Linked DNA regions of Homo sapiens: region 1 is linked to region 2. A link is a contact called in ENCODE Hi-C or POLR2A ChIA-PET data. All regions are on one chromosome and are shown on one strand. Each heading gives the region's core, a stretch centred on a gene start or an enhancer-like site at or near the end of the contact. The rest is flanking DNA. Distances are from core to core; before and after follow the strand shown.

Region 1 (6,230 bases), core at 1,062-3,561, 120 kb after region 2:
CCTCAGTTACATGAGGGGGATGGGGAGACAGGAGGGAGGGGGGCCTCTCCCCCAACCCTGGCTCTGCTGGTGGTGGAAAGCAGCTGCCTGCTCTGATTCCAAGTCTAGCTTCTCTGAGATCTGAGAACTCCTGGGCCCCAAGGGACAAAGACCAGAGCCTCAGGGGTGTATGCATGCAAAGGAGAAAGGAAAGAGAATCTGGCAGTTACTTCCCTGGGGTTAGGGAGAGTGGCCCCCTTCCAACACTCAAGGAGTATCATAAAGTTGCAGATCAGACAGTAAGTTTGGAAAAAGAGAAAGAAGGAAGGAGGAGGATGCAGACAGAGGTGCTCCTTTCTTTTCTTTTTATGGGGGGGGCATACAGAGTAACACCCAGTGAACAACATAATTGCTGCAATGTGGTGTATAATAATAGCTATTCAGGGGCCGATCATTCATATTAAACAGGGTGAAGCAAGCCTCTCATTTGCATGCTTGAGATTATATGCATTTGAAAAGTCATTTCCGCAGGGTGTGTGAATGGCATTAATTCCCATGTGGCATGCTCTGCCCCCTCCAGGGTCTTTACCCCACTGACACACACCCATACACCTCCTTCCATGCTCCCGCCCACCTAACAACATACCCCCCAAACCTGCATGACAGGCACTCCGAAGTGCTTTCTGAATTCTCACCTCTGCCCTGGGATACCTGCCCGCCAAGGATGAGCACACCAGCAGCCTCATGTCTCCTGCCCACCTCTCCACAGGGCGCCGCGACAGCACCGGTGTGCTCCCTGCACTGTGGGTGAGCAGGCTCTGGGTGCCTGGGACCCAGTCAGCTAAAGACAGGATGGGGAAGGGTGCTGGCGGGAGGCCTTGATTATCAGTCCCCTGTAACTACAAGGGTGTGGGGTATGGAGGAGAAGTCAGTGTCCACAGGAGCCTGAACCCTGGCTAGGGGAGCAGGCAGGGGCCTGGGCTCAGCCACACACCATTGTGAATCCTCTGCCTTCCCTTTTCTCTGAGCCTCTACTTCCCTGTCTCTATACAAATAGGTGGTCCTGAAGGTCTCTTCTCACTCTCAGTCTGGCATGTGGACATGAAACCACAGTACTTAAGTGAATACTGGTAGGCACTGATGGTCGGTCTGCTGGAGTCACAGCCGGGTCCCTTTCACAGTGGACTCCACCCAGTGTAGATCTGAGCTGCTTCCTCTGGTAATGAGGGGCAAGCTCCAAGAGGTCCTCCTTTCTTCTCTACACACCCCTATCTTCCCAATCCATGCTCCTCCCCCAGCCACCAAGGTCCTCAGCAAGGAGCAGCTGAACACCTGCGGAACAGGAAGGCAGAGGCTCTGAGAATTAGACCATCTGGTTTCTAGGCTCAGCTGTGTGACCTTGGGCAAGTCACTGGGGTGCTCTTTCTGCCTCCATACAATAAGGTAGGGATTGGCCAGGGGTCTAAGGTTCGCTAATACTGGGCTCTTATCCCCCACCCCAGACTTTCCATATGCCTCTCCTACCACATGTTGGGGGCAAATGGGAGATAGCACCGGAGGCCGAGTTATTTTGGCAGGTCCAGGATTTGTCTGAGGCTCAGGTCCTGCACTTAGGCAGGACCTAGTGGCCCAACCCTCAGCATTCCCCGTGGGGGAGCCAGGGCACCTCGGAGCCTATGTCAGGCCTAGAGGCTCCTGCAGATGCCGTCGGAAGGAAGCTGGGTCAAAGCCGCGGCTGCCTCTTCCGCTCTGAGGCAGTCTGCGGGCCGCTGGGGGCTCCCACTTCCCCGGAGGCTCCTGGCTCTTCAAAGAACCTGGGCGGGCGAGTGCGCAACGAGGGACGCCCTTGGAACTCGCCGGAGACCGCCCCATCCCCTCCCTGGCCGGAAGTGACGAGTTCCACCTACCTTGGGGCCAAAGGGGGGACCCACGGGCTGGGGTGCTTTTGTGGAAGGAGAAAAGAGAAGGGGAACCCCACATGCGGAGAAACCTTTTGTGCCTTTTCACGGGCCCATATGGCGTAGCGAGTATTAATTACCGTCGCTTTTTAATTAACAATCGCTTAATCTGAGCCGTAACATTTGCCATGACACCCTGCGCCTCGCCGCGAACCCGCACCGCCCGCCCTGCCAACTCATCAATTAATTTTTATTGACGTTTTCTTCCCCCAAACAGGCACAATACCAGGGTTTTCCAATTAACACCTCTGCGATCTCTAATTAGTGCAATTAACAGACTGATGGATGCCCGGAGTTTACCCGCGGGGGAGGGAGAGAGGGGCGGGGCAGCCCCCAGCGCGCTCCTGGGCGCGCGTCCTGCCGGGAGCACACGTGCACGCGCAGCTGGAGTGGAGATGAGGCCCCAGTTCTTAAGGGAGACACGGGTGGGGAACGACCACAGGTAGCCCGTACCCAGAGCAATGGTGGCGGTTGGAATTTAAATAAGATATCGTTTCCAGTTCTCCAGAAACCTATAATATAGTCTGGGAGACAGCAGGACGTGGCCCAGCTGACAGCCTGACCCTGTAAGTTGGTGTCTAGCCCCAGCGCTAACACCAATTTACTACTGAATGACTTGTTTTTTTCAGAGTGGTGGTGGTGCGGGGGAGAGTCTCACTTTGTTGCCCAGGCTGGTTTCCAACTCCTGGGCTCAAGTGATCCTCCCTCCTCAGTCTCCCAAAGTGCTGGGATTACTGGCCTGAGACACTGCACCTGGCCTACTAGAGTGACTTGGAGCAAGTTGATTCTCCTCTTTTCTTCTCTGTATAATGGGGAGAACTGGACTAGATGTAGCCATCTCTTTTATAATTTATAATTCCAACAAAGATTAGGAAGCAGATTGCAATAAGAGGTAAGATTTCTTAAAATACAATAGCACGGAGTAGAAGATGAGAATGACGGACCACAACGTTAAATCAGGGGGTTGCAGACCTGAGTGCATCAAAGTTACCTTGGAGAGTTTGTTAAAACACAGATTACTGGGCCCCAACAGAAGTTGCTAACCCAACAGGTCTGGAGTGGGCCTGGGAATCTGTATTTCTAAGAAGTTCCTAGGTGATGCTGATGGTGGTTGTCCCAGGCAATGGGGCTCCAATGATGAACACTAACTTTAGTTATGAGTTTCCTGCTGGGCAAAACTAGATGATATATCTGCAAAAGCCATTCAATCATTCAACATGTATTTAGGGCCCCATTAAGCTAAGCACTGGGGATCTACCTGAAGGAAAGTGAAATGTGGACGCTACTGAACAAGGCAGTGCAGCAGTGTCCTTAGATGCTCTGAGAGCTGCAGGTAAAGGACTCAGCAAGGGCGACTGGTAATAATGGAGGTCCTAGCCCCTTCTCTTTTTTTTCTAGATAAACCTGGCACTTGTTTTTCCTCAAAACAAGTTTCCTAAAAACCAGTGGGGCTTTAGCCATGAACAAAGTCATGCTTCTCTCTCCTCCAGTGGTTGGCCAGGAGCATGTTTCACCAGCAATGACCCTTCATCCATTCATTGGTGCGACCAATGTTTAAGTACCTACAGTGTGCCAGGCTCTGTGTATGCAGACTCCAGCAGAGCAGGACACAGGCTTGCTCTTGTGAAGCTTATGTTCCCATGAAGAGTGTACAAATGTTAACTAAATACACAAGTAAATGGAGAAGCCCAAGTCAGATACATTCTATCAAGTGTGAGTACAGGAAATAAATGGGGATCTAAGGTAAGTGGAGAGGGGCAGGGAAAGCCTCCTTTTGCCAGGAAAGGGCATTTATGCTTAGATATGAAGGCTGAGTAGGTACTGGCCAGGCAAAGTATACAATGAATGCAGGGCAAAGAACATACGCAAAGGCCTTTATTTTACAAAAGAAGGGTCGTCGGTTTCAGACTTTTCCAGAATGAAAAACCTTTGAAATACATACATTTCTAGATTATATAAAAAGATACACATGTGGATACCAGAGCACAAGGATGTCTTCTAGTTCCTTCTTTCTCTATTTGTTTGTTTCTAGCTATCCTGCTATATCTTACTTGTGTCAAGAGATATAAAACAGAGGGCTTTTCAGAGCAACGAGCCCTGGCCCTACAAGTAACTGCAGGATGCTTCCCAATCCAAAGTCCCAGGGACCAGCCTCCCCCATTCAGCCCTGGCCCCAGAGGCCCACTGGCTTCTGGCTTCAGGCTCCAGGTAAGGGGAGGGCTTCAGGGCAGTGGCCACTTTGGGCCTCTGGCTTACTTAGCCAGCCACTCATTTGCCAGATGAACTGCTAACCCTTCCTGGCCTCTTACTACCTTTGTGACATTGAGGAATGAGGTCACCAGTCTGAGCCCTGGTTTCCTTATCTGTAATGTGGGGCCAATGCCAGTACACCTTCCTTCCAGGGTTGCAGTGGTATCAAATAAGACACACTGCATGAGGAAGATGTTTAGAGAAGGGTAGTGACTATAATTACAGGAGTCCAGAAAGTCTTGCTACAACCCACCTGAGTGGGCTATGGTTTAAAAATTGATCCCACCCCCCTCTCCCAGCCCTTGGTTCAGCACTTGAAGAAAGTGAGTCAAGACCCATGGGTTAAAATGTGGCTATAGCTCCAGAATAGGTCCTGAAGCCAGAGGTGGGTGATGTGAGTCACGCACTGCTTGGCTCCCTGATCGTGCCAGCAGTTTCTCTCCCCAAACACATGGGGCTCTGTGAGTTCGAGAGTAGGCTTAATCCCTCTCCAAGCCCCTGCCCTCCTTGGGCACTCCTCATTGTGTGGGTCAGAGGCTGGCACGCTGGACTTCCCTCTGTACCCCCATCTCTGCCTGAGTTCCTGGCCTGGGAGTCTCCCTCAATGACTGTGACATCCTAGAAGCTGCCTACCCCAACTCTAGGGACCATTCAAGGCTTCTTAGCACAACACTTGGGTGCTCGGAGGAGATCAGTACAAGTGGCAGGGCAAAGACATTCCTATCTGAAAGGCTCCACCAAAGCCTTCGATTTGTAAGGTGAATCTGCCGTCCTGTGCTGTCTGTTCCAGGTCCTCTCCCAAGTTCCAAATAACTTTATTTCTGAATCCTAAAAGTAAGAGACATCCTGGTAGAAAATTTTGAAAAAAAGAAAAAAAAATAGAGTACTCATAATCCTACCCTACAGAGATCTAGCCCTTTGGGATATATAGCCTTTCTGGTCAATCCATTCTCACTCTCTTTTGGCATATAAACATTTAAAAAGTGAAATTTGGGTCATAATCTATACATGGTTTCAATTTTCGTCTTTTTCCACTCACCACTTACTATCATAAGCATTTCCACATGCTGTCAAATATTTTAAGCAACAGTTTCTAATGGTCACACAGTTGCTTGAATGGGCCGCATGTTCCAGAATGTATTGAGCCAATCCCCTAGAGTTGGACATCTAGGCTGTTAGCTATGTTTTACTATGACTCTGCAGTAAATGGGAACAGGATACTCTATGGGAACAGGATACTCTACATTTTTGACTAGTTGCATAGGATACATGTTTAGAAGGTGGAACTGCATATTTTTAAGGTTCTTGATATATTCATTCCCAAACTGATGCCCATAAAATTCATACCAATTTTGCCCAGTTCTTCTTTAGCAAGCAGTCACATCTCATAAGACTCTCGGGCCCTAACCTCTTTAGTGATTTCCCTCAATTCTCCTCAGCTCCTTCTCCAGGAGATTCTCAGAGCCTGAATAAGGCATTTGCAACTCAACACTACAGGCCCTGTCGAATCTGGGTGAGTTCCCTAAGGTCAGAGTGGGGTAGGGAGCCTTCACCTGCAGCTGATACTGAGCACAGTGGGCACTGGGGTTGGGGCAAATGGAGGTGAGCAAAACGTAATCCTTGCTTTTGCCGGGCTTGAAATGGAGAGAGGAGAAAGACTAATGGGCAGGTAAGTTTTCCTTCTGAACATCGGAATCATCTGGGGAGCTTTAAAAAACCAACCAACCCATACCTATGGCACACCCTAAGTCAATTAAATCGCACTCTTCAGGGAACTGGACCCAGGCGTGGATATTTTAAAAAGCTTTCCAAGCATTCTAAATTCCCAGTGCAGCCAGGATTGAGAACTTCTGTCTTACACAACACACACAGCTTTACAAATGTTATGTTAGACACTGGGGACCATGGAGCCTGGAGGGAGTAAGGGGTGCTCTGGGAAGGCTTTCTGTAGGAGGTGGCTTCTGAGCTGAGCCATGACGCAGCAAGGCCTCGGCACACAATTTGTGAATATATTTTATTGTTAAAAACCATTCGCTTGCCGGG
Region 2 (6,306 bases), core at 2,393-4,892:
CAGTGCTCTTAATTGTGTCTGGCCTTTGCCCTGGACCCCCTAATTCCTGTAGAAATCCCAATCTGTTGGTCACCTCTTACTTCCTGGAAGAACTAAATCTAAGCTGCAGGCTGCCCTGAAGCACCCCTCCCTGGGCTGGGTACTTCTCCCCATGGGGTGGGGGGTCCCCATCCCTCTAATTGCTCCTTCTGGAATCTGTTACCTTTAGTTGAAAGGAGACGAAGGTTCAACATCAATGACCGCATCAAGGAGTTGGGAATGCTGATCCCCAAGGCCAATGACCTGTGAGCAGGTTTCTGAGGGGGAGGGTGATGGGTCTGGGTGGGCAGCAGCTGACAAGTATTATCTGCCCTCAGCCCCATGCTAGTTACTAGGATGGGAGGAGAATTCCTTCTAGAAGTTCATCTATTTGAGAAAAGATCTCTCCCTCTCCCAAATCAGGAAAGAATCAGGAAAGCTCAAGACAGATGAGTTTCTGTCCTGGAAGTGAGGCTGAGGTCAAGGGAGGCTTCTTGGAGGAGCAGTCATGCTGAGAAAGTTTTCTTAAGGCCATTGGGCTGGCAGACAAGAGGCCGGGCTCACGCCTATAATCCCAGCACTGTGGGAAGCTGAGGCAGGCAGATCACTTGAGGTCATGAGTTCAAGACCAGCCTGGCCAACATGGCGAAACCCCATCTCTACTAAAAATACAAAACTTAGCTGGGCACAGTGGTGTGTGCCTACAGTGCCAGCTACTAGGGAGGCTGAGACAGGAGAATTGATTGAACTCAGGAGGTGGAGGTAGCAGTGAGCCGAGATCTCGCTACTGCACTGCATTCCAGCCTGGGCAACAGAACGAGACTCCATCTCAAAAAAAAAAAAAAAAAAAAGAAAGGTAGGCTGGGCTGGAGTCTTGGTAGTCTGGGAAGGAGGCTGCTCTGAATTGCCTGGTTTCATGAGATTAATGAAGTGGGCAGTGGCAACAGAAGTCACCAGGAGGGCCCATTCTGTGCAAACTGAGATCAGCCACCTCCACCTCCAGGTCTGGGGTTGCTGGGTAAGACTGGGACAGGCCACATAAGCTCTGCAACCAGAGCAGTAGCAAGGATTTGGCCACTCTTCTGAGCATGCACCTCTAATTTGCCTGGCCTGCTGCTGCAGGGACGTGCGCTGGAACAAGGGCACCATCCTCAAGGCCTCTGTGGATTACATCCGGAGGATGCAGAAGGACCTGCAAAAGTCCAGGGAGCTGGAGAACCACTCTCGCCGCCTGGAGATGACCAACAAGCAGCTCTGGCTCCGTATCCAGGTCTGGTCCTGAACTTGGACTTCTTTGGTAACTCTGACCCTTAACCTGGCTCCTGGCCCTAAGGGGCAGTACTTGTACTTCTGAAGTTGGAGACACAGGAATAATGCCCATTAGGAAGGAGGATGTATCAGTTAGGATGTTTTGCTTTGGTAACAAACAATCCTCAGCATCTTTAAGCAACACATATCAGCTGGAGGTTCTGTTCTGTGAGACCCTCATTCTGGCACCCACGCTGCTGGCACCCAGCTCTCTGATGGCACATCTAGAGCTGGCTCTTAAAGCCATTGTCACTCTTAAGGTGCCACATGTCACTTCTGTTCAATGGGCTTGGCCAATGCAAGCACACTCTACAAGTACTCTAACCTCAAGAGGCAGGAAAATGCAAACCTATCATGTGCCTGGAAGGTAGAGAGCTGGAATCATTTGGTGGGTGGCACTAGGAATCTCCACAGGGCCAACCTAAAGAACCAGGAGCTTGGCAGAGTCAGCCCTACCAGCTGGAACTGAGAGTTCTAGTCCTGGCTCTGAGTTGAGGGCCTCTTGTCCTCTTTAGACCTGAGGCTGGCCCTTTACACAAAGGGCAATTGGACTGCACCTTGTTTCTCTTTCTTATGGTAGATGACACAATTTACATTAAAATCTAGCACACACAGGCACAAAGTGAAAAATCAGTTTCATGAAGTAACGCTCCCCTCGTCCTTAATAGATGCAATGCATTCTAATAATTTCTATTCTAGTCTAGTCTAGACAAGTCAATTTCAATTAAAAAAATAGAAAGCTGGTCAAGACTCACTACGGTGGCTTCACAACCCACTAATGAGTTACGACTTGTAGTCTGAAAAAACACTGGTCTAGACTCTAGAGCTACCCTATGCTTTCTTCCAGCGGAAACACTTTGGGTCTTGGGTGCCGTAGGGCAGGGGCAAGTGCTGTGATAGAGGCCCAGGGGAGGGGTCCTGGTGGCTGGTGCCCATAGGTGTGTTCCCCAGCCTTCTGTCTGCTCCCCTGCAGGAGCTGGAGATGCAGGCTCGAGTGCACGGCCTCCCTACCACCTCCCCGTCCGGCATGAACATGGCTGAGCTGGCCCAGCAGGTGGTGAAGCAGGAGCTGCCTAGCGAAGAGGGCCCAGGGGAGGCCCTGATGCTGGGGGCTGAGGTCCCTGACCCTGAGCCACTGCCAGCTCTGCCCCCGCAAGCCCCGCTGCCCCTGCCCACCCAGCCACCATCCCCATTCCATCACCTGGACTTCAGCCACAGCCTGAGCTTTGGGGGCAGGGAGGACGAGGGTCCCCCGGGCTACCCCGAACCCCTGGCGCCGGGGCATGGCTCCCCATTCCCCAGCCTGTCCAAGAAGGATCTGGACCTCATGCTCCTGGACGACTCACTGCTACCGCTGGCCTCTGATCCACTTCTGTCCACCATGTCCCCCGAGGCCTCCAAGGCCAGCAGCCGCCGGAGCAGCTTCAGCATGGAGGAGGGCGATGTGCTGTGACCCTGGCTGCCCCTGTGCCAGGGAACAGGGGCCGGCCTGGGGGCTGGGAGGGCCAGGGGCACCTCCCTCCCACCCTTCAGGCTGCACTGTGTGTGAAGTAGCCACCTGCCCTGCCTCCCTCCTCCCCGTTGGCCCCTGTTTGGACTTAGTGCCTGTCTGGCAGCCTGTGGGGTCAGGAGAAGCACCCCCAGGGCAGCCCTCTTGACTGGCGCAGTGGGAAGAGGCCTTCAGCCCCTCTCCCGGAGATGGAATCGCGGGGCAGGGAGGGGCAGGGTGTTCTAGAGGTGAGAAGAGGGCCTGGTGGAGATTCCCTGTCTTCTGAGCCCGAGCCCCTCATTACCAGTGAAGGACATGCTTGAGGGGTTCGGGAAGCTCCTCATCTGAGGCAACTGGTCCTGGGGGTGCTCAGGCCTGCCTTTTTGGGACTCAGATGGCAGGAGGTCCACCCCGCAGCCTGGTCCTCGGCTCTCCCACAGGTGGGCACCCCCCACTTTGGTGCTAATAGCTCTCCACCAGGTGGTGTGAGCGCGGGGGCTGCCAGAAGCGGGAGGGGTCACTGCCGGAAGAGCAGCTGCCCTCCGACCCCTCACTTTGTGCCTTTAGTAAACACTGTGCTTTGTACTTGCTGGTCCTGTCTCTTTGGAGTGGGTCTAGGGCTGACAGCGAACGGGAGGATTCAACCCAGCGGGCCCCCTCCAGAGTGCGGATGCTGCCTGAAGGGAGTCGGGGTGGGGGGTACAGGGAAGAGGGAACACGCTTGTCACACGCCTCAGCCCTGCCCGGGGAAGACGAGGGGTTTGGGTGCTGAGGGGGGCACGGTCCCTCCTCACGGCCACGAGGTGGCGCTGCGGCCACGCCGGTTCCACACCTCCAGCGGCGGCCGGAGCGAGACTAGTTGATGTGGCGAGAGGGTTGCTCACAAACCAAGTGCGCCGCCCTTAGCTGCTTATTTGGGGCACCCTGGGCCCGGGGTGGGGGGCATGCTTCTTCTGTCCCACCCCTGTTCTGGGGGTGACCTCCCCAGGTGGGCGGCCACCCGGCTTGAGAAGCTGTAGCTGGGCGCTCTGGAGGCGGCGCTCGCGCTCTGTCTGCCAGACGGGCTTCCCGGTAACTGAGGGGCTGCGTCCTGCTAGGGCTCTGGGGAAAGGGACCCCCGTGAGCTAGACAGGGAGGAGATGGGAGTCCAGGACGGCGCGTGGGGTGTTATGGGCCCGGGTCCCCCCGCCCCGCTCTGGCTCTGGCAGCGAGGCCTGGGCGCGGCCTTTCCTCCGAGCTGCAGTCCTTGGGCCTCTGCTTGGAGACGTTGGTGTTTATGACCTCGCCTAGGAGGGGGACATGGGCTGGGGACAGTCAGGGTTCGACTGGCGGCTGCTCGAGCCCCGGTGCCTGGCGGGAACAGGGAGAGGGCTTTTCGGGCTTCATCCAGTTCCCCTCTGCTCTCCACGGCCGCTTCAGGCAGAGACCAAAATGGCTCCCCGTCATCGCCCTGAGAGGCTGAAGGGGCCTAATTTAAAAAAAAAAAAAAATCCCGGGATGAAAATGGCTAATAGGGCAATTTCCTCTGTGCCGAACGGGAGATCAAATCAACGTTGAGCAATTAGCGTGCGAGGGGAGAGAAGGAAAATGGGCCGGGCGGCTGGGCGCTGATGGTGGCCGGGCTGGCGCAGGCTGCAGGATTAATCTCAAGGTCAGATGGAGCCGGGGATGACCTTGTGGAGCCTGAGCCAGCCGGGGCGCTGGCGCCTCCTCCTAGTTCCAGGTTCCACCCCACCACCTGGGACTTACCCATGCCCTGGAAACCCCTCTGAGCCCCGTCTGGGTCAAGCCCTGAACTCTGTGAGACACCTGATTAACTAGGCTTGGCCTGCCTTGGCCGGGGGATGAAGGCTCCGGGAAGTCCCAAGGCCGGTCCTTCAGGCCCCTGAGAAGTCTCTCCCGACCCCACTGGCTCTTCCACTTCACCCTGGGGATTGACCTAGTGGAGTGGAGGGCTGCCCACCTGCTTCCTCTCACAGCCCTTCAAGATCACGGATAGCCCTTCCTGCCAGCAGATGTCTGCTAAAAAGAAATAAATATTTAAAACATTTTTAAAAAGGAAAAAAAAAAAAAAAGAAAAAGATCACTGATATCCCCGCCTCCACCTGCCTGCTGCTTTCCTGCCCCTGGGCTCCTTCAGCCTGGCCACTACCTCTGGCATTGGAGTATGGACTGCATATTCGACAGGACAGAGGGTGTGAGTGGGGTTCTGTCCACAAGAGGGTGCCCTGGGCCAGGACTAGGCAGCTGCCCGCCGCGGCTGGTGGGGGTGGGGGAGTCTCAGCTTCATTGTACATTCCAAGCTGTCTGCCTGGGTGGCTCCCATCCTGCCTGGGAGTCCTGCAGTCCTACCGATTTGGCTGAGGCCGGCCCAGGAACTACTTCCGGTATTTCAATAAGCCACCAGAAAGTGTTCCTGTTTCTGAGACCAGCCTGAAGGACCCTCACTTTGTGGCTGGAATGGAATCTGGCTGGTGATTATGAACGACTCTGATTCAATAAGAGGGCAATGCATCCTTCAGCAATATTTATTTGGTGGACAACACCTTTCCAAGTGTCAGGTCCATGGAGGAAATTCTTTTTTTTTTTTTTTTTTTTTTTTGAGATGAAGTCTCACTCTGTCTCCCAGACTACAATGCAGTAGCGCAATCTTGGCTCACTGCACCCTCTGCCTCCCGGGTTCAAGCGATTCTCCTGCCTCAGCCTCCTGAGTAGCTGGGACTACAGGCGCACACCACCACACCCAGCTAATTTTTTATTTTTAGTAGAGATGGGATTTCACCATGTTGGCCAGGCTGGTCTCAAACTCCTGACCTCAGCTGATCTGCCAGCCTCAACCTCCCAAAGTGCTGGGATTATAGGTGTGAGCCACCACACCCGGCCTTTTTTTTTTTTTGAGATGGAGTTTTGCTCTTGCTGCCCAGGCTGGAGTGCAATGGCATGATCTCAGCTCACTGCAACCTCCGCCTCCCAGGTTCAAGCAATTCTCCTGCCTCAGCCTCCTGAGTAGCTGGGATTACAGGTGCCTGCCACCACGCCCAGCTAATTATTTTGTATTTTTAGTAGAGATGGGGTTTCATCATGTTGGCCAGGCTGGTCTTGAACTCTTGACCTCACTCAGGTGATCTGCCCTCCTTGGCCTCCCAAAGTGCTGCGATTACAGGTGTAAGCCACCGTGCCCAGCCTGGAAATTCTTTTTTAAAAGGCAGAGTAGGGCCAGGTGTGGTGGCTTGCACTTGTAATGCCAGCTACTCAGGAGGCTGAGGCAGGAGGATTGCTTGAGGCCAGGAGTTTAAAACCAGCCTCGGCAACATAGCAAGACCCTTAACTCTATTTTTTTTTTTTTTAATTAGCCAAGCATGGTGGTGTACACATGTGGTCCTAGCTACTCAGGAGGCTGAAATGGGAGGACTGCTTGAGCCCAGAAGTTTGAGGCTGCAGTAAGCTATGATCATGCTATTGCATTCCAGCTTGGGCAATACAGCAAGACA

The links. Hi-C counts contacts between places; a loop is a spot of excess contacts on that map. ChIA-PET counts read pairs that join two places held with the same protein, here RNA polymerase II (POLR2A). Pooled maps may share reads with other maps.
Region 1: a pooled map shows a loop between it and region 2 (3-fold over the local background). The contact joins two enhancer-like sites. A Hi-C loop is called at or near these places in 5 of 50 pooled maps. POLR2A ChIA-PET finds 5 or more read pairs at or near these places in 2 of 52 experiments (WTC11 and activated CD4-positive, alpha-beta T cell).

The regions. Positions count from the first base shown.
Region 1 is chr6:41,556,617-41,562,846 of GRCh38, reverse strand. All of the region lies in intron 1 of FOXP4 (forkhead box P4), which reads right to left. Among named protein-coding and RNA genes, the nearest start is that of FOXP4-AS1, 11 kb to the right of the region's middle. RefSeq lists enhancers at 1-941, 2,102-2,151, 1,884-2,826. Within about 2 kb of position 2,311, at least 16 of the 41 ENCODE cell types and tissues checked have a DNase peak (open chromatin) inside an H3K27ac peak, as active enhancers do.
Region 2 is chr6:41,681,072-41,687,377 of GRCh38, reverse strand. TFEB (transcription factor EB) reads left to right here. Exons shown (of 9, transcript NM_001271944.2): 7 at 209-284; 8 at 1,141-1,288; 9 at 2,300-3,400. The coding sequence ends at 2,779. Among named protein-coding and RNA genes, the nearest start is that of MDFI, 46 kb to the right of the region's middle. RefSeq lists enhancers at 3,657-3,836, 3,857-3,936, 3,471-4,296, 4,297-5,123 and a silencer at 3,553-3,847. Within about 2 kb of position 3,642, at least 24 of the 41 ENCODE cell types and tissues checked have a DNase peak (open chromatin) inside an H3K27ac peak, as active enhancers do.